Regions from separate parts of the Homo sapiens genome. Here region 1 is linked to region 2. Evidence: read pairs that join two places in POLR2A ChIA-PET (ENCODE). Cell type or tissue: MCF 10A. All regions are shown on one strand. Links, peaks and the distances in the headings refer to the core of each region. The heading gives the core; the rest is flanking DNA.

Region 1 (12,514 bases), core at 2,940-10,939, 67 kb before region 2:
CCTCACCAGACAATGAATCTACCAGTGCCTTGATCTTAGACTTCCAGCCTCCAGAACTGTAAGAAATACATTTCTGTTGTTTATAAGCCACAGTCTATGATATTTTGTTATGGCAGCCCAAATAGACTAAGGCAAATCCTTTGCCCATTTTTTAATTGGGTTGTCTTTTTGTCATTGAGATGTAAGTGTTCTTTATATAGTCTATATACTACACCCTCATCTGACATATATGAGTGATTTTTCTGGCTGCAGGAACAAAATCTCTGGCCATTTTTTGGTCAGGATATTCTCAAGAGAAGGTTTTGGTTTGAGCACATTTACCACAGGTTAAAATCCATATTTTAGATGAACATCTAAGAATATCCTATACTTCTTTTTGATACAGTAGTTTCTGCTACAGAGGTGCTACTAATATTTATCATTGCCCCACTGCATTCCAGCCTAGGTGGCAGAAGGAGACCCTGTCTCTTGAAAAAGAAAATTAAAAATCATAAACACTGGTTGTAAGCTGATCGGCTTGTTTTTCCAAAAAATTAGGTTTTGGAGGCTTACTGCTGTCACATGCTCGGCTGCTCACTGGTTCCAATGGTCAGGCATAATTTATCTCTCAAAATTCACTCACCCTTATTACTTTGATACAACAGCAACACCATTGCCACCAGGTTCTCAAAAGTGCCAAATTTTCTATTTGCTCAGTGCATACGGTTTCTTTCTTTTCCAGATTTTCATATGTGAAAAAGCAAGATTCCGCTTACTTTACAATCTTTGAGTGGTACTGGTATTTTAGAAGATGGATCACATGAATCCCTTGGCTTCTCATACTCCCTGGTCACTGACCAGTGTGTATGCACCCTATTATGCCACTCTGGGAGTCTTTAGAACCCACTTATTTTCCAGACAAGGAAAGTGAAATAATTTAGAATTAAGAGTAGCGGCCGGGCATGGTGGTTCACGCCTGTAATTCCAGCACTTTGGGAGGCCGAGGCAGGTGGATCACCTGAGGTCAGTAGTTTGAGACCAGCCTGGCCAACATGGTGAAAACCCATCTCTACTAAAAATACAAAAATAAGCCAGGTGTGATGGCACACACCTGTAATCCTAGCTACTCAGGAGGCTAAGACAGGAGAATCGCTTGAACCCAGGAGGCAGAGGTTGCAGTGAGCTGAGATCGTGCCACTGCACTCTAGCCTGGGCAACAGAGTGAGACTCTATCTCAAAAAAAAAAAAAAAGAGAGAAAGAAAGGAAGGAAGGAAGGATGGATGGATAGAACCCAGCACGCAGGGGCTGAGTGCTGTGGCTCGCGTCTATAATCCCAGCATTTTGGGAGGCCGAGGTGGGTGGATCATTTGAGCTTAGGAGTTTGAGACCAGCCTGGCCAACAGGGTGAAACCCCGTCTCTACTAAAAATACAAAAATTAGCCGGGGGTGGTGGCGTGCGCCTCTAGTCCCAGCTACTCAGGAGGCTAAAGCATGAGAATCACTTGAACCCAGGAGGCAGAGGTTGCAGCGAGCCAAGATCACACTACCACACTCCAGCTTGGGTAACAGAGCGAGACTCTGTCTAAAAAAAAAAACAAAAGCACACAAAATGGGAGAAATTATTTGCTAATCATATATCTGATAAGGGCTTGTATCTAGAATATATAAAGAACTCTTACAACTTAATAATAAAAAGACAAACCAATTTTTAAAAAGGCAAAGGATTTGAATGAACATTTCTCCAAGGAAGATATATAAATGGCAGATAAGCACATGAAAAGATATTCAACATTGTTACTGTAGTTATTAGTGAAATGCAAATCAAAAGCTGAAATGAGATACCACTTCACATCCACTGGTCTGGTTAGAATTTAAAAAGACAGAAAATAATAGGTGTTGGTGAAGATATGGCAAAATTAGAATCCTTACACCTGTTGGTGGGATTGTAAAATGATGCAATTGTTTTGGAAATAGTTTGTCAATTCCTCAAAATGTTGAACAGAGTTATTTACGACTCAGCAATTCTACTCCTTGGTATATAGCCATGATCATTGTAAACATATGTGCACACACAAACGTGTACACAAATGTTTATATCAGCATTATTCATAATAGCCAAAAAGTGGAAACAATCCAAATGTCCATCAACTAATGAAAGGATAAACGAGATGAGATATATCCATAACACGAAATATTATTTGGCCATTAAAAGGAATGAAATACTGATACATGCAGCAACATGGATGAATCATGGGAACATTGTGCTCAGTGAAAGAAGCTAGACACAAAAGGCCAATTTTGCATGGATTCTATTTATATGAACTGTCCAGAAAGGAGAAAAACCATAAAGACATAAAGTAAATTAGTGGCTTCCAAGGGCTGGGGGAAGGGAGACAATGGGGAGTGACTGCAAATAAGTATGGAGTTTCTTTTGGGTTGAAAACAAGTTTCTAAAAATAAGATAGTGGTGATGATTACACAATTCTGTGAATATACCAGAATCCACTGAATTGTAAACTTTAAAAGGGTAAATTTTATGCTATGTAAAATATATCAGCTGGGTGTGGTGGCTCACACCTGTAATCCCAGCACTTTGGGAGGCCGAGGCGGGTGGATCACCTGAGGTCAGGAGTTCAAGATCAGCTTGGCCAATATGGTGAAACCCCGTCTCTACTAAAAACACAAAAAAATTAGCCAGGCATGGTGGCAAGTGCCTGTAATCCCAGCTACTAGGGAGGCTGAGGCAGGAGAATCACTTGAACCTGGGAGGTGAAGGTTGCAGTGAGCCAAGATGTTGCTGCACTCCATCTCAAAGAGTGACAAAGATGGCAACAAGAGCAAGACTCTGTCTCAAAAAGAAAAAAAAAAGAAAAAAGAAAAATATCTCAGTAAAGCTGTTATATTAAAAAACAAAAACTCAGTGCTTTTTTTTATTTTTTGAGACAGAGTCTCGCTTTGTCACCCAGGCTGGAGAGCAGTGGCACCATCTTGGCTCACTGCAACCTCCGCCTCCCAGATTCAAGCGATTCTCGTGCCTCAGACTTCCAAGAAGCTGGGATTACAGGCATGCACCACCACACCTGGCTAATTTTTGTATTTTTAGTAGAGATGGGGTTTCACCATGTTGGCCAGGCTAGTCTCGAATTCCTGGCCTCAAGCAATCTTCCTGCCTGGGCCCCGCAAAGTGCTGGGATTACAGGCGTGAGCCACCATGCCCGACCTCAACTCAGTGCTTTTTAAATTTACCAGTTGAGCTCAGAGTAAAGTGAATTCTTAGACACAGAAATATTCTTTCCAAGTGGGAAATTCCTCTATCTAGCCTCTCCGTTAATTAATTCATCTCTTTAATGTCTGTAAAGTTTTTTATTGAAATATCACATCTTCCTTCCCAGGGCACTGCTGTACAGATTTAAGTAAAAATTTGTGGAAGCTTTTGAATTTTAAACAGACAAAAACAGAGCTTCTTTGATTATAAATGATACAGGGGACCTGGCATGTTCATCATATGTTTTATTTTTGTTTTTATATAATTTTTAATTTGTTTTTTGAGACAGAGTCTTGCTTTGTTGCCCAGGCTGGAGTGCAGTGGCACGATCTCAACTCACTGCAACCTCCACCTCCCAGGTTCAAGCGATCCTTGTGCCTCAGCCTCCTGAATAGCTGGGACTACAGGCCTGCACCACCACACCTGGCTAATTTTTGTATTTTTAGTAGAGATGAGGTTGGGCCATGGTTGGCCCAGGCTGGTCTTGAACTCCTGGCCTCGAGCAATCTTCCTGCCTGGGCCCCCCAAAGTGTTGGGATTACAGGCGTGAGCCACCGAGCCTGGCCTATTATGTACTTTAATATGTAGTCCTATTTGATTACATAATACATATTTAAGTAAACCATTTTAGCTGGGACTGTTTCTGAATAAGAGGAAACAATACATTAGACCATAAATAAATAACTTTCTCCACTCTAAAACCATTAGTGGGACTTACCAAAATAAGCACGTCTTGCCCTGTAGCAAAATGATAAATAAATATAGCTTTTAGTACTATAAAAGAAGAAGAAAAAAGTATCTTTGAGAAGGATTTGAGGGGCACTGCCATAAGATAGGTGGGTATAGGATGTGTGTAAAGCCTTTAATAAGCCTCAAATATATTGTAATTTTCCTGCTTTCAAAGAACTTATACCTTCTTGAGGAGGCCAGCTTTCCATGAACAATGTAATTAAATGGGATAATGTATGAAAAGCACATGCTTTTGGTTCACATTAAATAAGACCATCAGGCTGGGCATGGTGGCTCACGCCTAAAATCCTAGCACTTTGGGAGGCTGAGGCCGGCGGATCACTTGAGGTCAGGAGTTTGAGACCAGCCTGGCCAACATGGTGAAAACCCATTATATGGTTAGGCTTTGTGTTTCCACCCAAATCTCATCTTTAGTTGTAATCCCCACGTGTCAAGGGAGAGGCCAGTTGAAGGTAATTGAATCATAGGTGGTTTCCCTCATCCTGTTATTGTGATAGTGAGTTCTCACGAGATCTGATGGGTTTTAAGGGGTTCTTCCCCCCTTCACCTGGCACTTCTCCCTCCTGCCACCCCATGAAGAAGGTGTCTTGCTTCCCATTAGCCTTCTGCCGTAATTGTAAGTTCCCTGAGGCCTCCTCAGCCATGAGGAACTGTGAGTCAATTAAACCTCTTTCTTTCCCTAAATTACCCAATCTTGGGCAGTTCTTTATAGCAGTATGAAAATGGACTAATACATCTGTCTCTTCTAAAAATACAAAATTAGCCAGGTGAAGTGGCCCACATCTGTAATCCCAGCTACTTGGGAGGCTGAGGCACGAGAATCGCTTGAACCCAGGAAGCAGAGGTTGCAGTGAGTAGAGATTGTGCCACTGCACTCCAGCCTGGGCAACAGAGTCAGACTCTGTCTCAAAAAAAAGAGAGAGATCATCAGAATTCATTTATTTAACTTGCTTTCACTAAAAACTTAAGTGCCTTCTATGTGCTAAACACTGTATTAGACTTGGGAATTGTTGTGTTAAACAAGGATCATGTTTAGGCCTCCTAAATAGCAATGTAGGCATTAATGCAAAAGGTATCAGAAGTTAGTATAGGATGAAGTGCAATAGAGATAGTTTATTTCTTAGAAAAAGCTTTGGAAAATTCTAAGCACAAAGGTTGGACTTGTTATCCGCTTACTAAAATGTGACTCTTGCAGGTTGCAGCAGCAGTCACATACACTCATTTTTTCAGCGCAGAGCTGGACTACTTGTCATGGAAGGAAGGTGAGTGGTATTTGGGGCCTGGCTAGGGCTACTGACAGCTGACCGACTGTATCTTTTCTCTGTAAAGCAGGTAAGCAAAATACACAGTAAAGGTGTCCTTGGCCCGTGGCTGTAGTAAAGGTGCTGGCCCACGGCTGGAAGGGCTTACAAACCAGAAGGTGTTACCTAAGGCCTTTCTACCCATGGTTACAAGGCCACTCCAACATACTGAGGATTTACTCATCTTACAGCTGTACCTGGTAAGAGTCTGCTATATTTCCACCAGTTCCCCAACGAATGTGGGCAAAGCTGTGGCTCTGCCAGCTAGACTCAGGAAGTTACAGAGGTAGATATATAATTATGTCACCAACTTTTCCCCTTCTGAGAGCCAGCTCCTTCCACACACACCCAGCAGGCTGAGCTTCATTGTTTCTTCTTCAGCCTGGGCACTGAGACATGTTTGTTCATTAATGTACCTGAGCTTCTTAAGCTGTTGTCTCTCCTTCCTGAGAATGCATGATGTGTTTTCTTTTCCTCAACACCCCACTTTCTTGGGGTTTTGGTTTGTTTGTTTTTAGAAACAGGGTGTTGCTATGTTGCCCAGGCTGGTCTCAAACTCCTGGGCTCAAGCAATCCTCCCTTCTTGGTCTCCCAAAATGCTAGGATTTCAAGTGTCAATCCTTTTCTAGGATGTCTAGTCCACTTGCTTTTACCCAGGACAAACATACTCCCTCAGGGACTCACCTCTATCCAGTTTTCCTGCGCAAGGCTGCCAGCTGTTTCATACATTACTGGAAAATTGTGCAATTCTAAGCAAAGAGGCTGGAGGCTGGGATTCTGTGCCAATATTAGAATCTGGGGTTCCCGGAGGGCTGAGGGCTGTGTTGCAGAGAAGATTGTTGTCATTGTTGCAGCAACTATTGCTCTAGGACAGCAGTTTCAGAACGTGGTCAGAGAAACCCTGGGATCTCTGAGGTCCTCCCTTTTCCAATCACCTATCTGTATAAGGTCAGATTTCAACCAAAACACATCTCAATAGATTGAATGCAGATGTAGGTATGAGAATCCAGCTCCCTTCTGTCAAGAGATTTGCAAAAAATTAAAATTTTTGTTTTAATTTTAATACAATAAATATTGACATAACCCATGTAAAGAAAATGCCTTGGAGTCCCCAACAATTTCTAAAAGTTGTAAGGGGGTTCTGAGATTGAAAGTTTGAGAACTGCTACTCTAAGCTACTCTTGGCCCCACTTTGTTCTTCCCGCTCATCTTGAGGGACCTCATAAGACTCATTGCTTCAACTACCACGTCCAAGTTGGTGATTGTTGTGGGCAGTACATAAGCTTCTGCGTGCTGTTCTGCAAGCACCTGGGGATAAGGGAAATAAGATTGCCCCTGAGAATTGAACTGGATAAATCCATACACAGCAGATATGACCCACCATTCATGCATTCAACAAATATTTATTGAGCACGTACTCTGTGCCATACACTCTTCCAAACACTGGGCTTACAAAACAGAAAATCCCTGAACATCCTACTGGGGTATACTGAGAGACGATAAAAGAGTATAATGGGGTCCGGTTTGGTGGCTCATGCCTGTATTCTCAGCACTTTGGGAGGCTGAGATGGGAGGATTGCTTGGGGCCAGGAGTATAACACTATCCTGGGCAACAGAGTGAGACCCTGTCTACAAAAAATTTAGGAAAAAAAGAAAAAGAAATCAAAGTAATGTGACAAGAACTGTATGTATGCGTGAGTTTGTGTGTATATGCCTGTATTTTCTTTCTTTCTTCCATAAATTATTCCCCAATAGCCATTCTGCTAGTAGCCCTCCTGGGAAGTGGTGTTTACAAATTTCATCTTGGTAAGGAGGCAGATATGATGTAAGACAAGTTCCAGCCATGGAGGTGGGGTAAGGAAGAGAGCAAGGAGAGCAGATCTTAGGATTGGCAGCTCAGGGACAAGAGCACAGCAGCATCTTTGCAGCACAGGTTGGCAACCATCCAGAGGAGAAAAGCATGGGCTATGAGCCACCATGAAGTCACTTAAGCACCACCCTTCAAACACCATCTTAAAGGATGAAAAGACAAAGGGAGAGAAACAGCTCTAATGGGGAGTTATTGGCTGGAATGAGAACTTAAGTCCGAAGAATGAGATACTTTTATTGGTAATTTTAAGTTCCATTTCAAACATTTTATTTGCATGTCTGAGATGTAGTGTGATAAAATTTCAATCTGGCTGCATTAACGTTTTACTGCTGCTGGACTGTATCTGAAGCCTTGAGGCAGGGAACTCAGGCAAAAATGGCTCTATTAGACTCTTCCTTCCCATTCAATCTAAACCCAAGTGTTACCACCCAGATGACCACATGGGAGAAAGGAGACTGAAAAGAAGACCCCAGGAGGCAATGAAAACAGGATGCAGGTCTTTTTCTCCTGAAGGAAACAGTTCCCATCCTCTTTGCCACTTAGGCTACCTGGAAGGGAAAAGCAGAAGAGTGAAGAACTGGTCACTGATCACATGCAGCCTGCATTCAAGAAAGAAGACAGGGCTAGAGAGGGAAATAAAGGGCGGGTCTTTTTCTGAGGGTGCCAGAAAATTCTGGCCTTCCGAGAAGATGAAGAAAGACAACCCCTCTCATGTGGCCCAATCAGTGTCCCTGGAATGACTCATCAGATTAGGGGCTCCTTCTTGGAGTGGGAATGAAGATAAGGATCAAGGAGGAAACTGGATGAATGCCTCTCCCATCATACCCAAACTCACAGCATCCCTAAAAGGCGTTTTAAATGGAGAAATTGAGACTCAAGGTAGAGAAAATAAAGTGAAGTCATACTCTAGGAGCAGAGCCAGGTTTTGAACCCAGATTTGACTTGTTGCAAAGTATAGCCAGTTCTTGCCAAACCCCAAGCTTCCCCACTCCCACTCCCCATCAGAACCTGTTTGGTTTTTTTGAGACAGTCTCGCTCTATCACTTAGGCTGGAGTGCAGTGGTGGGATCACAACTCACTGCAGCCTCGAACTCCCAGGCTCAAGCGATCCTCTCACTTCAGCCTCTTAGGTAGCTGGGACTACAGGTACATGCCACCACACCCAGCTAATTTTTTTATTTTTTGTGGAGATGGGGTCTCGCCTTGTTGCCCAGGCTGGTCTTGAACTCCTGAGCTCCAGCGATCTGCCCACCTCAACCTCCCAAAGTATTAACGATTACAGGCGTGAGCCACCTGGCCCAGCCCAGAACCTGTTTTATTTAGTGGAGGCAATCTTTCTTGCATCTTGCAGTCTTGTGTCTTTTCCTACCCTGGGATATAAGGTGAAATTCCTTGTCTAGAAGAACCACGGCTGTAGCAATTATTCATCCATCCAGCAAATATTTATTGAGCGTGAGGGGTGAGGTCTGTCCTCAGTTCTGGGTCATGAAATCACTTTTATGATTATTTCAGTTTCCTGAAATGTGATAAGCAGCTAAATGGATCCAGCCATAGGAGGAGAACTGATTGAAAAGTGAGGAAGTAGAGGATGAGAGGACAAAGACCAACATTTAAAAGCCCTAAAGTAGCTGAGGTTCCTCAATGAGGGTAGGACAGGAACTGTGTTGTTTACACAAAATGAGATGGTGTCAGTGAAGCTTTTCTTGGGGGTGGGGGAGAGTGTGTGCACATACTCCGTTTTTCCCTGATCGTTTTCTGTGCTGATGGAATCCTGTTCCATGGATAGATTGTGCTTTTATTTTTAAATTCATTTTTTGAAGCTGATTGGCAGTTTGTAATCTTTCCAGCCTTTTCCTGAGCAATTCTAATCACCTTTCAACTTTTTTTGAGGTACCATACAAAGCAATCTAATTGTTGACATAAACCAATGTTGGCTATACGATTAACCCTAGCACAGAGTTGATTTATCTACTCTGGTTTATCCTTAGCAAAATTTAAATCCCAAACCTACAACAGTTTCAAACTACTCTCCTTCAGCCTTCTATTAATGTAAGTTCGGGTAGTACTAACTTAAATGTAGTTTGCATGATAAATCTGTTCTCTAAGATTACATGTTTTCCAAACCAAGTATGCTTAACTTTTAGATCATCTAGGAGAAAATAGAGCACAATAATAAATAGCAGGGGCCCCGAACTTCACCGTCTAGTTGAAGCCCCAGTGACTGCATTTATTAGCTCTGTGACCTCGGCAGAAGCATTGAACTTTTCTCTGCTTTTTCTTATATATAAAATGGGGATAATAAACAGCTTCTTTTCCAGAGTTGAGAGGGGAATCAATGAGTCAGTACTACTCAGTAGGAAATAAATGTAACTTAGTAAATGTCAGTTTATTTTTTATTTATTAATTTTTTTTCAGGCCAAGCATGGTGGCTGTAATGCCAGCACTTTGGGAGGCCAAGGTGGGTGGATCGCTTGAGACCAGGAATTCAAGACCAGCCTGGGCAACATACTGAGACCCTGTTTCTATTTTTAAAAAATTTATGAAAAAATTAAAATAATTTTTTTCTTTCTCTTTTTTTTTTTTTTTTTTTGAGACAGGGTCTTGCTCTGTAGCCCAGGTTGGAGTGCAGTGGCATGATCACGGCTGACTACAGCCTCGACCTCCTGGGCTTTAGTGATCCTCCCACCTCAGCCTCTCGAATAGCTGAGACTACAGGCATGAGCTGCCGTGCCCAGCCTAATGCCGGTTTTCACCATTATTAGTTTTTAAGTTTCTTTCCCTCTGTTGCCTTCTTTTTGAACAATTAAAGCCATTTATTTCGTTTAAAAAAACCTGATTAAAGAACTAATACTTATTGATTCTCTATTAATTATTGGTGAAAGATGCAGAGCAGACATAAAAAGACTAAACAATAAAAACTACCCCTTAATCCTAGGCCTAAGAAATATAACCACTTTTAAAACAACTTTCAAGAAATCTGGCCGGGCATGGTGGCTCATGCCTGTAATCCCAGCACTTTGGGACGCCAAGGTGGGCTGATCACTTGAGGTCAGGAGTTCGAAACCAGCCTGGCCAATGTGGCAAAACCCTGTCTCTACCAAAAATACAAAAATTAGCCGGGCGTGGTGGCAGGCGCCTGTAATCCCAGCTACTCAGGAGGCTGAGGCAGGAGAATCGCTTGAACCTGGGAGACAGAGGTTGCAGTGAGCTGAGATCGCACCACTGTGCACTCCAGCCTGGGTGACAGAGTGAGATTCTGTCAAAAAAAAAAAAAAAGAAAAAAAAGAAAATAAATCTATTTACTAGACTTTCTAAGAAATGTCTGAAATGTTGATTATTTGACTTACAGAAAGAAAAAACATTTGTACCAATGTGCTATTTCTCTCCTCTCGACTGTTTCGGTAGGAATTTGTGTATGAGTAAACAAATTTCTAGTCATCACATAAAATTTTCTTTGCCAAGAAAGATTAATGAATCATCCTCAGTATCCACTCTTGTCTCCTCTGACACAGCCTCAGAGGAACCCACCATCATACTTTTCCATCTCCATGGCTTCACGTCCTCATTTGAAGAACAGGGACAGCGAGAACTTGATGGCACTTCTGGTCCATGTTTCTCACACAGGGACACAAAAGCCTAGGAAGAAGCCGTAATTGCTGGAGCTGGGATTAGAGGCCAATACACTTCCCCCACCTTTTTTTTTTTTTTTTGAGATAGAGTCTTGCTCTGTCACTCAGGCTGGAGTGCAATGGTGTGATCTTAGCTCACTGCAACCTCTGCCTCCTGGGTCAAGTGATTCTCCTGCCTCAGCCTCCCGAGTAGCTGGGATTACAGGCATGAGCCATCACACCTGGCTAATTTTTGAATTTTTAGTAGAAACAGTGTTTCACCATGTTGGCCAGGCTGGTCTTGAACTCCTGACCTCAAGTGATCTGCCCTCCTGGGTCTCCCAAAGTACTGGGATTACAGGCTGAGCCACTGCGCCCAGCCAGGCCAGTCTGCTTCCCACCACACTGTGCAACCGTGCCAGGCTGAGCTCAGAGCATTCTGTCCTGCGCCCAAATCTGGCTTCCTACTTCTAAAACCACCCTTATCTGAGAGGGTGGCTCTAAAAAGGAAGCAAGTCCAAGCTGTGAAAGGGCTTTGAAAGAGGAAGAGAGATATTCCGAAGCTGCAGGAAGGTTTACTCTTTGTGCTCAAAAGCATGCAGACCTAAAACAATGGTTCTTAGATCTGTCTTGTTGGTGGAAGCCTTCTTCGTAATTTGGAGTAGCTTACCTCCCAGGTCTGTGCAAGAGAAGGCTGTTCTTTAAAAATAAATCACAGCATAGCCTCTAAGGAAAAACCACCCTAAGGAAAAGGGTGGTTTTGAAAAATAGGTCAGCTTCAGGCTGGCGGACCACTCCCTCTCAGAAGAAGCAGGGTGGGCGGAGAAGGCCTGAGGACTGAGGAATAAGACAGCCCTCAAGGACTTTTACAGGAAAATAGTGTTACAGTCACCAAGCGAACACCTGCAGGAATACAGAAACAAGTACACAAGGTGTGCAGATTAATACCAGGTGGAAGGCAGACATAGCTACATTGGTGAATATGTCTTTGAAGGAAACCCTGGCTTGTTTGTGTTTTTTTTTGTTCAGGAGGCTGAGGCAGGAGAATTACCTGAGGCCAGAAATTCAAGACCAGCCTGAGCAACTAGTGAAATCCTATCTCAAAAAAAAAAAAAAAAAAAAAAAAAGAACGTGAAATATTCAGGATCAAAAAGAAAAATGAAGCCGGGCGTGGTGGCTCATGCCTGGAATCCCAGCACTTTGGGAGGCCAAGGCGGGTGGATCACTTGAGGTCAGGAGTTTGAGACCAGCCTGGCCAACATGGTGAAACTCCATCTCTACTAAAAATGCAAAAATTAGTGGGGCCTAGTAGTGGGCACCTTTAATCCCAGCTTCTCTGGAGGGTGAGGCAGGGAGAATTGCTTGAATCTGGGAGGTGGAGGTTGCAGTGAGCCGAGATTGTGCCACTTCACTCCAGCCTGAGTGACCGAGCAAGACTCTGTCTCAAAAAAAAAAAAAAAAAAAGGAAAGAAAAGAAAAAAATTAGATACTTCCTTTATTACTTCTATTTGATCTTTTCATATTGAGTTTTGTCTTTTTTTTTTTTTTTTTTTTTTTGAGATGGAGTTTTGCTCTTGTTGCCCAGGCTAGAGTGTAATAGCGCAATGTCAGCTCACCACAACCTCTGCCTCCCGGGATTCTCCTGCCTTAGCCTCCCGAATAGCTGGGATTACAGGGATGTGCCAGCACACCTGGCTAATTTTGTATTTTTAGTAGAGATGGGGTTTCTCCATGTTGGTC
Region 2 (12,514 bases), core at 2,225-10,224:
TTTCTCTAGAAGGGAAAAATAGGCTATAACAATCACAGCAAACACAAAATGGTTTTTTTTCCATGTGCTTTACATGTATAAACTCATTTAGTTCTCCTAACCATCCCATGAAGTAGGTGCTATCATTATCTCCATTTTATAGGGGAGGGAACCAGTGCACAGAAAGGTTAAGTAACTTGATGAAGTTGCACAGCTAGTGAGCATTAGAGCTAGGATTTGAACCCAGGCATGTGGCTCCACAGGCTACACGCTTAACTGCTATGCTATTCTTTCTATAATTAGCTCCTCTATTCTATGTATTCTGGTGACACAAGGAACCAAAAGTTTTCCTTTTCCTTTCTCAAATATTTTCAGTTTTTGCTTCAGATATTTAACTATTTGAACGCTAGGGCCAGGTGTGGTGGCTCTTGTCTGTACTCCTAGCACTTTGGGAGGCCCAGATGGGAGGATGGCTTGAGCTCAGGAGTTTGAGGCCAGCCTGGGAAACATAGTGAGACCTTGTCTCTACAAAAAATTTAAAAAGCTAGCTGGGTGCATTGGCATGCACCTGTAGTCCCAGCTACTGGGGAAGCTGAGGTGGGAGGATCACTTAAGCCCAGGAGGTAGAGGCTGCAGTGAGCTGTGAATGAGCCACGGCGCTCCAGCCTGGGCGACAGGCAAGACCCTGTCTCAGAAAAAAAAAAAAAAAAATCCAGACACTTAAAATCACAGTTGCTCTTAAAAGCATAGCTTTGATTTAGATTGACCTGGAATAAGTTCCATGTCTGTCACTCAGTAGCTGTGTGATTATGAGCAAGTTTCTAAATCTCACTAAAGTTCTCTTTCCTCATTAGTAAATGAAAATAATCGTTTACCTCCTAAGGCTGTTGTGAGAATTGAGGATAATATGCATGAAAATCATTTGATCCTGGCACAAAGTAAGTGCCCAATGAATGGTTACTTTTATCCAGTCATACATTCATTCAATCAGCAAATATTTGTTGAGCATCTGCTATGTTCCAGGTATTGTTCTAGGTACCGGGGATATAGCAGTGAGTAAAACAGACAAAGATCTTGCTCTCAAAGCAATTCCATGGCTTTTTAGCCTTAATAAAATGTGCTTAATCTTATTAAATTTGTTTATATTAATTAAATTGTAGTTTAAATTTCTATTTATTTTTTAATTAAATTGTGTGGTATATAGTTATTTAAATGCATTTAATATTATTTTTAAAGCATTAGTAAAGTTTGTTTAATCAGTTATTCCCTCTTTTCTCCACTGGCTTTTTGTCATAGTCACTTAAATGTAATCAAATTTCTTTTATATTTATTTCTTTTCTTTTTTTTTTTTTTTGAGATGGAGTTTCGCTCTTGTTGCCCAGGCTGGAGTGCAATAGCATGATCTCGGCTCACCACAACCTCCGCCTCCTGGGTTCAGGCGATTCTCCTGCCTCAGCCTCCCGAGTAGCTGGGATTACAGGCATGCGCCACCATGCCTGGCTAATTTTGTATTTTTAGTAGAGATGGGGTTTCTCCATGTTGGTCAGGCTGGTCGTGAGCTCCCAACCTCAGGTGATCCACCCGCTTTGGCTTCCCAAAGTCCTGGGATTACAGGTGTGAGCCACTGCACCTGACTTATTTCTTTTATTTATTTATTTTTGTTTTTTAATAGAGACAGGGTCTCGCCATGTTGCTCAGGCTGGTCTAGAACTCTTGAGCTCAAGCAGTCCTCCTGCCTCAGCCTCCCAAAGTGCTGAGATTACAGGCATGAGACACCATGCCTGGCCACATTTCTTTTATATTAAAAAATCCCTGAATCAACCCTTTGACTTCAAGTTAGCTGACAGTGGCTGCTTTAGTTCCTTGCTCCCTTTGCTATAGATATTATCTCACTCACTGTCTCCACTCTCTAGGTTGACTTCATGACTTCTCATTCATACTCCAGAGCACTGGAAGCAGTCTCTTGTTTCTTGTGGAGAGGTCACGTTATGGCAGGCTGTGTTCTAAGGACTGGAGATATGGCTGGGATGAAAACAGACAAAATCCTCTTTCTCTAGAAGGGAAAAATAGGCTATTGCTGTAAACAATAGGTATCACTCTCAACAAGGTCACCCCCTTCCTTAAAACCATTCAATGACTCCATATTTACCTCAGTGACTCATGTTTACTTGATGAAGTTGCACAGCCCCAGATAAAGTCCAAACTCTTTAAAGTGGCATGTGGGCATGTTCCCTCCCTCCCTAGCCTTCCCTCCCACCATTCCCTTTTCTACCTCCACTCCCTCCCCTGCTCACTGCCCCAAACACACACACACACACAGTTCCCATTCTATAGATGGGCTTGACATTGCCCAGAAGTACCATACTTTTATCTGTAAGCAGTGGTGTTCTAGAGTTGATTTGTGTGGGAGTGTGAGAGCGTATGGTGCATGTCTCTTCCCAATTGCATGTTCAGTGAGGTCATGGTGGGAGTAAATCAAGGAAACTGGCAAAATCTACAAATTAGGGCATTCTTGCTTCTCTCTAGAGAGTTATTAAACATTTACCAGCTCACCATAGCCCCTAGGCCTTTGCATTTATGGCCCTTCCCCTACCCTAACTTGGCCCAGCTTAAATGTCCCTTCCTCCTGGGAACTGTGTTTTGACTCTTCAGGATTGGGATAGATACCCTTCACTGTGATTCTTTGGTAACTTGGGCAGCGGCCCCACTATTTTTCCCGTATTCTATACTGGCCAAGTAAAGTCCTTGAGGTCAGGGCCCTTGTCTTGTTCATTGTTGTTCTTGTCTACCTAGGATAGTGTTTGGCACATAGCAAGGTGCTAAACTATATTTTTAAGTGAACCAATACATGAATAATTAAAGTAAGCCCTCCCTACTAATAATAGGCTTTTTATGGTTCAAGAATGTGCCTTAATCTTTGTATCTCCTGAAATTCCTCACACAGAGAAAGTTTAGTAGATGTTTGAATAGATTGAATGGACTAGACTTGAATGTGCTTTATATGAGCCTAAAACTAGGGCCCAATTTAAGATATCCATTCTAGAAGTGAGTCAATGATATTTGAGATTATGATTCTATAGAACCAAAACCTGGAGTATTGAAATATGTCACCAGAAACTTAAGATTTTCCCTGGCCATTAATTTGCCTTGATTTATTACTCTTATTTCCTTGTTTTTTCTAAGGTGATCCCAAGCTCGTTCCACTTCCTTCTTCCCTCAACCTGGCTTTTCTTTTTGAGACAGGTTCTCACTCTGTCACCCAGGCTGGAGTACAGTGGCGTGATCTTGGTGTGCGCCACCATGCCCAGCTAATTTTTGTATTTTTTTGTAGAGATGCGTTTCGCCATGTTGCCCAGGCGGGTCTGTGACTCCTGGACTCAGCCAATCTACCCACCTTGGCCTCCCAAAGTGCTGGGATTACAGGCATGAGGCACCACGCCTAGCCACCCTATTTTTAATGTACAACTTAGGCATGCTCTTTGCTCACAAAATGATACGCTCATTGAACCATGAGTAGGAAAGCAATGTGGTGCAGTAAGAAGTGCTTGAAACTTAAAGTCAGGAGACACTGGTTGTGTTCCTGTATGTCACAACTTTCTGGTCTTTTCATCTGCAATAAGAAAGATAATATCTTCCCTATCCAATTCACTACATTTTTAAAGATGAAATGAGTTAACATAGGTGAAAATGCTTCTGTAAATTGTAAAGTACTACATAGAGTAAATGCAAATTTCTCAAACAAATTGATCTTCAGCACATGCTATCATTTACTTAATAACTCCCTAGCAAGCAAGTGATATCTGCAAAGAAGTAAGAGTGATCCAGTATAGAGAGAGGTTATTTGCCTGGGAAACAGGATGCCTGTAATTAGGTAAAAATGATGGTTTCATGTTGCAAAGACTTAAAGCATCAGCTTCATATCAGATGCTACATAGGAAATGTGGGGTGATTCTGCCTGAGATGCCAAGTGTGCTATCAATCAAGAATAAAAAACAACTGGCCTAAAACACAAATGATAAGGATATACTGGTGGCTGATGACTGGAATAACAAAGCTTCATTCTCCCAAAGGATCTGATAGACTCCAATTAATTTAGAAGCATAGAATGATGTCAAATACAGATCTGTACCAAGCAACAAAGTTCTGCTTTCAAATAGATAGCTGTCAGTGAATATCTCAAATTGCAGACATCGATGCAGATATATGGTTTGCCCTTTTCTTAGTTTGGGGAGATATTTTTCCTTTGCAGAAGTTAGTTATTAGCCTCCCATAAGAGGAAGGGTTCTCGGCGTGGTCCTCCAAACAACAGCATCGTCATGGCCCCAGAGCTTATTAGAAATGCAGTATCTTGGGTTCATGCCAGACCTATTTAATTAGAATCTGCATTTCAATGCAATCCAGGTGATTGACTGCATTTAAGTTTAAAGTGCACCACCATAGGGACCAACTATTCATTTTTCAAATGAAAACTCAAGACTTGAAGGGTGATTTTTTTCCCCCTTAAGGTCTGACACACTTAAATCCCAGTTTGGATTAGAACAAAGATTTCCTGCCTCTGCTGGCAAGTTCCAGCATTGCACACCCTCTCGCAGCCTGGTTCTTTGGCTTACTGGTTGGGAGGCTTGGGGCAAGTTATTGAACCTATCGCTGAGCTGGTTTCCTCATCTATAAAATGGAGATGATAGCAATGTCTACCTCATACAACTGTGAGGATTAGGCCGGGTGTGGTGGCTCATGCCTGTAATCCCAGAGCTTTGGGAGGCCGAGGTGGGCAGATCACTTGAGGTCAGGAGCTCAAGACCAGCCTGGCTAACATGGTGAAACCCTGTCTCTACTAAAAACACAAAAATTAGCCAGGCGTGGTGGCAGGCACCTGTAGTCCCAGCTACTAGGGAGGCATGAAAATCGCTTGAACCCCCAGGAGGCAGAGGTTGCAGTGAGCAGAGATCATGCCACTGCACTCCAGCCTGGGTGAGAGAGTGAGACTTGGTCTCAAAATATACATATGTGTGTGTGTATATATATATGTATATATGTAAGGCACAATACACACACAAAATTGTATTATCAAGTGAAAAGATAGTGTTCCACATAATTCAAACAGTAGAATTAATTTTTTAATTAAATTTGTATTGCACACAGAAACAGAGTTATTATCTCTGAAAACCTTTGTGCCTTGACAGTAGCGTTCAGAAAGCAGTTGTTTTCCTTTCAATCTTTAGTATTTTCCAGTAAAGAAACTTATATAAAAGCTGGATAGGCAGAGGTACCCTGCTAGTCACTGTTATTTAATTACGTGGTAGGTTAGGCTGACCTCTATTATTATGAGTTTGGTGAAGCGGGGCCAAACCCAACATTTGGAATAGGCACACACATGTGTAATAGAAGAACCTGACTCACTGACCCACTTTCTTGGTTACCAAAGCAATGAGAGTTTGGATTATCTGGTTTTTAGCTCCACCTAGTGACCATATATATGGCTCAGTTTTCAGCTGTAAAATTATGGAGAATTCTAGTTTTATGTTTAAACAAAAATACATTCAACTTCTCACTATTCAGGGGAAATGATCCCATATACACATTTTTGATTTTTTTGTTTTGCATAAAATAACAGGCTTAGAGTTCCTGGAGATGATCAGAAAGTTAGAGGACTTCCTATTTAGAACAGAAAGATTGGAGTCATCTTTGATTTTTCCCTTATTTGGTATGTCCATTCTGTCATCAAGCTCTAAAAAAATTAATTTATCAAAACATTATCCAGCCACATGTACTAATTTAATGCTTCCTTTGGGATTGTCTGCTTAGTGAAGCAATGTATTGGACATTACCCTAGAGTTTGGGATTCCAGGCCCCGCTCCTTTGCAGAGCCTTGGAGAAGAATGATTATAGGTGTATCTAGAAAGAGAAGGCTTGAGCAACAGGGTTTCCAGTCCTACAAAACTTGCCTTTTCCCACAGTGTGGTTGGTTGAGAAGCAGAAGAGAGCTTCTGGACCTGAGGGAGCCACAAAAAGGATCAGCGCAAGCTATATGACCGGATGGTCAGTGATAATAGGCAACCTTTCCCTTTACCTGCTTCTTGGAAATGTGTTGTCTGAGCCCTCAGAACCAATATATAACTCTAGGGATAGGGTAGGGCAGGAAGCCCCAAGGATGCCAGAACTGAGGGCTGGGCGTGGTGGCTCACATCTGTAATCCCAGCACTTTGGGAGGCTGAGGTGGGAGGATCACCTGAGGTCAGGAGTTTGAGTCCAGCCTGGCCAACATGGCAAAACCCCATCTCTACTAAAAATACAAAAATTAGCTGGGTGTAATCTGTAATCCCAGCCACTCAGGAGGCTGAGGCATGAGAATTCCTTGAACCTGGGAGGCAAAGGTCGCAGTGAGCCAAGATCGTGCCACTGTACTCCAACCTGGGCAACAGAGTAAGACTCTGTCTCAAAAAATTAAAAAAAAATGCCAGAACTGAAATTTCCTCCCTGTTTAGCAAGAAGGGGACTCAGAATCAAGATTAAGTTGATTTATAGAAAATAAAGAGATGCCCATCCTGGCCAACATGGTGAAACCCTGTCTCTACTAAAAATACAAAAATTAGCTGGGCGTGGTGCCACGTGCCTGTAGTCCCAGCTACTTGGGAGGCTGAGGCAGGAGAATTGCTTGAACCCAGGAGGCGGAGGTTGCAGTGAGCCGAGATCATGCCACTGCACTCCAGCCTGGCGACAGAGCAAGACTCTGTCTGAAAAAAAATAAAATAAAATAAAATAAAATAAAATAAAATAAAATAAAATAAAATAAAATAAAGAGATGCAATGTTTTTGCACACAGGTTTGTGGCTGGAGAATCAGATCTCTACATTAGGAACCTGTTCAGTGTTGGCTGTACTTTGCAGCCCTGGAACTGGAGTTATTTCATATTGAGACCTTGTTAATGAGTTGATGTGCAGACATGAATTTGGGCCTTTAGAAGTCACTGATCAGTGAGGGAATGCCTGCAGACTCTGAGTTAACAAGATTTGAAAGCATGCTATGGAAAAATTTAAATTCCTTGGCACCTCAACAACATACTAGCAAACCGAATCCGACAACACATCAAAGAGGTAATTAACCACGATCAAGGGGTTTCATCCCAGGGATGCAGAGATTGTTCAACATATGGAAGTCAATAAATGTAATGCACCACATAAACAGAATTAAAAACAAAAACAATATGATCATCTCAATAGATGCAGAAAAAGCATTAAAATCAGGCATTACTTTATAATACAAACTCTCAACAAATTAGGCATAGAAGGAACCTACCTCGAAAATAATAAAAGCCTGGGCACAGTGGCTCACACTTGTAATTCCAGCATTTTGGGAGGCCAAGGCAGAAGGATTGCTTGAAGGCAGAAGGATTGCTTGAAGCCAGGAGTTCCAGACCAGCCTGGGCAACAAACTGAGACCCTGTCTCTACAACAATAAATAAGTAATTAAATAAATTAAAAAAATATAAAAGCCATATGTGGAAAACCCAGAGCCAACATTATACTGAATGAGGAAAAGTTGAAAACATCCCCTCTAAGAACTGGAACAAGATAAGAATGCTCACTTTCATCACTTCTATTCAACATAGTACTGAAAGTCCTAGCCAGAGCAATCAGGCAAGACAAAGAAATAAAGGGCATCCAAATTGGAAAAGCGAAAGCTGAACTATCTCTGTTTGCCAATGATACAGAAAACTCTAATGACTCCTCCAAAAGACTTTTAGATAGGAAATTGATTCAGTAGAGCCTCAGGTTACAAAATCAATGTACACTAATCAGTAGCACTGTTATACACCAACAAGGACCAAGCTGAGAATCAAATAAAAAACTCAATCCCTTTTATAATAGCTGCAAAAAAGTAATAATAAAATAGGAATATACTTAACCAAGGAGGTGAAAGATCTCTACAAGAACTACAAAACATTCCTGAAAGAAATAATAGATGACACAAACAAATGGAAATACATCCCATGCTCATGGATTGAAAGAATCAATATTGTGAAAAAGACCATTCTGCCCAAAGCAATCTATAGATTCAATGTAACTCCTATCAAAAAATCAACATGATTTTTCACAGAATTCGAAAAAACAATCCTAAAATTCATATGGAATCAAAAAAGAGCCCAAATAGCCAAAGCAACCCTAAGCAAAAAGAACAAATCTGGAGGCATCACATTACCTGACTTCAAATTATACTGTAAGACTACAGTAACCAAAATAGCACAGTACTGGTATAAAGTAGATACACAGACCAATGAAACAGAATAGAGATCCCAGAAATAAAGCCAAATACAACCAACTGATCTTTGACAAAGCGTACAAAAACATATATTGGGGAAAGGACACCCTATTCAATAAATGGTGCTGGGAAAGCTGGATAGCTACATGAAGAAGAATGAAACTGGATCCCTGTCTCTCACCCTATATAAAATCAACTCAAGATGGATTGGATTAAAGACTTAAATCTAAGACCTGTAACCATAAAAATTCTAGAAGAAAATCTAGGAAAAAACTCTTCTGGACATTGGCCTAGGCTAAGAATTTATGACTAAGACCCCAAAGCAAATGTAATAAAAACAAAAATAAATGGGATCTAATTGAATTTAAAATGTTTCTGCACAGCAAAGTAAATAAACATCAGAATAAACAGACAACCCACAGAATGGGAAAAAATGTTTGCAAACAATGCATCTGACAAAGGACTAATATCCAGCATCTATAAGGAACTCAAACAAATCAGCAAGAAAACAAAAATAAAAACAAATAATCCCATTAAAAAGTGGGCAAATGGCTGGGTTCAGTGGCTCACATCTGTAATCCCAGCACTTAGAGAGGCTGAGGCAGGAGAATTGCTTGAGCCCAGGAGTTTGAGTCCAGCCTGGTCAACATAGTGAGACCCTCTCTCTACAAAAAAGAAAAAATTAGCCAACGTGGTGTCTTATGCCTGTAGTCCCAGCTACTCAGGAGGCTGAGGCAGGAGGATTGCTTGAGCTCAGGAGTTCAAGGTTACAGTGAGCTATGATTGTGCCACTGCACTCCAGCCAGGTGACAGAGCGAGACTTTGTCTCAAAAAGAAGACGGGGTGGGCAAATTACATGAATAGACACTTCTCAGAAGAAGAGATACAAATGGCCAACAAATATATGAAAAAATGCTCAACATCACTAATCATCAGGTAAATGCATATTAAAACCACAATGAGATATCTGCCACCTTACCCAGCCAGAATGGCCATTATTAAAAAGTCAAAAAACAATATATGTTGGTGTGAATGTGGTGAAAAGGGAACAATTATACACTGCAGGTGGGAATGTAAATTAGCATAATCTCTATGAAAAATTTCTCAAGTATGGAATATGGAGATTTCTCAGAGAACTAAAAGTATACCTACCATTCGATCCAGCAATTACACTACTGGATATCTACCCAAAGGAAAAGAAGTCATTATATCAAAAAGACACCTGCATGCATATGTTTACTGTAGCACAATTCACAATTTCAAAGATGTGTCACTAACCTAAGTGCCCACCAGGTGATGAGTAGATAAAAGAAATATATATATACACCATGGAATACTACTCAGCCATAAACAAAAACAAAATAATACCTTTTGCAACTACTTGAATGGAACTGGAGGCCATTTTTTTTTAAATTTTATTTTTTATTACTTATTTAAAATTTCTTTTTCATTTTTTAAAATAGAGATGGAGTTTCGTCATGTTGCCCAGGCTGGTCTGAAACTCCTGGGCCCAAGTGATCCGCCCACCTCGGCCTCCCAAAGTGCTGGGATTAGAGGCGTGAGGTACCACGCCCAGTGGAGGCAATTATTCTAAGTGAAGTAACTCAGGAATGGAAAACTAAATACTGTATATTCTCACTTATAAGTGGGAGCTAATCTGTGGGGACACAAATGCATACAGTGTGGTATAATGGGCATTGGAGACTCAGAAGGGGGGACGGTGGGAGGGCAGCGAGGGATGAAAAACTACATATCGGGTACAATGTACACCATTCAGGTGATGGGTACACTAAAATCTCAGACTTCACCACTGAACAATTCGTGCATGTAACCAAAAGCCACCTGAACTCCAAAAGCTATTGAAATAAACTATATATATATATTTATATATATGAAGTGCCCATATTTTATCCTAGAATGTAAAGTTTTATTTATTTTAGGTTTAGATCTTTAATTCATCTGTAATTTGTTTGGGGATGAGGAGTCAAATAGAAATCCAGTTTCTTTTTTTTTTTTTGAGATGGAGTTTCGCTCTTTTGCTTAGGCTGGAGTGCAGTGTCGCGATCTCGGCTCACCACAACCTCCGCCTCCCAGGTTCAAGTGATTCTCCTGCCTCAGCCTCCTGAATAGCTGGGATTACAGGCATGTGCCACCACGCCTGGCTAATTTTTTGTATTTTAAGTAGAGATAGGGTTTCTCCGTGTTGGTCAGGCTGATCTCGAACTCCCAACCTCAGGTGATCCACCCGCCTCAGCCTCCCAAAGTGCTGGGATTACAGGCGTGAGCCACCATGCCCGGCGAAATCCAGCTTCCTTTTAAACCTAAATGGCAAGCCAGATGTTGTAATAACATGTATGGAATAATCAACTCTTCTTTCTCCACTAATTTGGAATGTAATTCCCAAATATTTTGGGGTCTACTTTTGGGTTCTCTATTTGATCTATGTTAATAAAAATAACCATAACAACATAAAATAAACTCCTTGTTCAGGAGGAACTCTGCTGGTTCAGAGTTGTTGTGTTGGCAGAGGGAAGGCAGGGTGTGCCAGGCAAGGTGTCAGAGCCCCAGTATCAGGATCAGCATGGGTTGGTAAAAAGAATTTACCTTTGGAGGCCGAGGCAGGTGATCACTTGAGATTAGGAGTTCGAGACCAGCCTGGCCAATATGGCAAAACCCCCGTCTCTACTAAAATTAGAAAAATTAGCTGGGCGTGGTGGTGCATGCCTATAATCCACCTACTGGGGAGGCTGAGATAGGAGAATTGCTTGAACCCAGGAGGAAGAGGCTGCAGTGAGCCGAGATCATGCCACTGCACTCTAGCCTGGGCGACAGTGAGACTGTGTCTCAAAAAAAAAAAAGAAAAAAAAAATTTACTGACAACATTATAGTTTTGAAAAAGGAAAGTTTTATTAGAAAGAAAGCAAGCTGCAGAAGAGTGCAGCAGGTGCCTCAGTGAGAGGACTGAGCATGCCATGGTAGATTTTTCCTTAGGAGCATTTATGGAACTTAAGGCGGGAGCTTAAGGGTAATTTGGACTACATTAGCTATGCAGGTCATGATAAATAATTACATTTGTAGACATTTTGGTGCCTTAATGTCAGCAAGGGTGGCGCAGTAAGTTTCAGCATGACATTCTGGAGATGTCTAGAATAGATTCTAGTTACTTATAAATTTTCTTGGGAAAAGAAATCTGGAACCAGATGCTTGCTTTAGATACTAGGGAAGTCTAATTACTTTTAATTTCCCCAGATAGAGTGTTTGACAGGCCTCAGATGGCCTGTTTGATAGTCACCAGGTGGTCTTTGCTCCCTTCTAAATGCCTCAGTTAAGCAGTTTTTGTCTCTGGGGCCTGTTCAGTGGTCACCAGGTGACTTTGCTCTCCTCAGGGGTGAAGTTAACTTTGCTCATATTTCCTTCTTTGCAGTCCCTAGCAGTGTTGAAAGAAAGGGAAGGATATGGACGGTAATTTTTAAAGCATCTATCTCAGTCTCTGCCTTTCTACAAAACTTCATGATTCTTTCAAACTAAATAACAAACAGAGACTCTCTAAAAGAAAATGATGTTTATTTGGGAATAGAGCACTGCATTGGGATTTTGTGTACCATAGTAAACTATGTGCATGTTCAGGGAGGTAAAGCAAGACAAAGGTGTTTAAAGGAAAAAATGAGAAAGATTACATAGTTGTTTTGAAATAATTATCCTTGCGTACAGAGTTCAATAACAGGGGTGATTGAGGCTGGATAGGCATTACTGGAAAGATGTCTCCCTCTGTTGCCCAGGCTGGAGTGCAGTGGTGTGATCTCGGCTCACTCCAACCTCCACCTTCTGGTTTCAAGCAATTCTCCTGCCTCTGCCTCCCGAGTAGCTGGGATTACAGGTGTGCACCACCATGCTCTGCTAATTTTTGTATTTTTAGTAGAGATGGGGTTTCATCATGTTGGCCAGGCTGGTCTCAAACTACTGGCCTCATGTGATCTGCCTGCCTCAGCCTCCCAAAGTGCTGGGTTACAGGGGTGAGCCACCATGCCAGGCCTGCATAAGTATTTTTTGCATAAGGTTGTGATGGCCTTTGTGCAAGGTTGTGGTTTTTGCAGTCTTTTGTGATGGCTTCTGTTATCAGGCACACACACATGAGGGCCCTCTTTTCATACCCTTTACCTGGCTCTATTTGTCAGGATTTGTTTTTGTTTTTGGTGGCGGTGGTTTTTAAAAAACAGAAGTGACTCCATTTTGATTCTGACAACTTTCACAGTTCTCAGAAGGAAGACATACAGCA

What was found. Peaks named below come from ENCODE experiments on the same cell type or tissue, not always from the same donor. Only the 100,000 strongest peaks of a DNase experiment are listed, where the experiment ranks them.
Region 1: POLR2A ChIA-PET joins it to region 2 with 10 read pairs; 2 of 35 experiments call an interaction of 5 or more read pairs at or near these places.

Annotation. Positions count from the first base shown.
Region 1 is chr6:89,043,906-89,056,419 of GRCh38, reverse strand. No RefSeq gene overlaps it. Among named protein-coding and RNA genes, the nearest start is that of PNRC1-DT, 30 kb to the left of the region's middle. In MCF 10A, for the core only: no CTCF peak of the experiment used is centred there; DNase peaks (open chromatin) are centred at 6,049 and 7,199.
Region 2 is chr6:88,975,772-88,988,285 of GRCh38, reverse strand. No RefSeq gene overlaps it. Among named protein-coding and RNA genes, the nearest start is that of RNGTT, 18 kb to the right of the region's middle. In MCF 10A, for the core only: CTCF peaks have their summits at 4,541 (motif pointing left) and 5,433 (motif pointing left); a DNase peak (open chromatin) is centred at 5,365.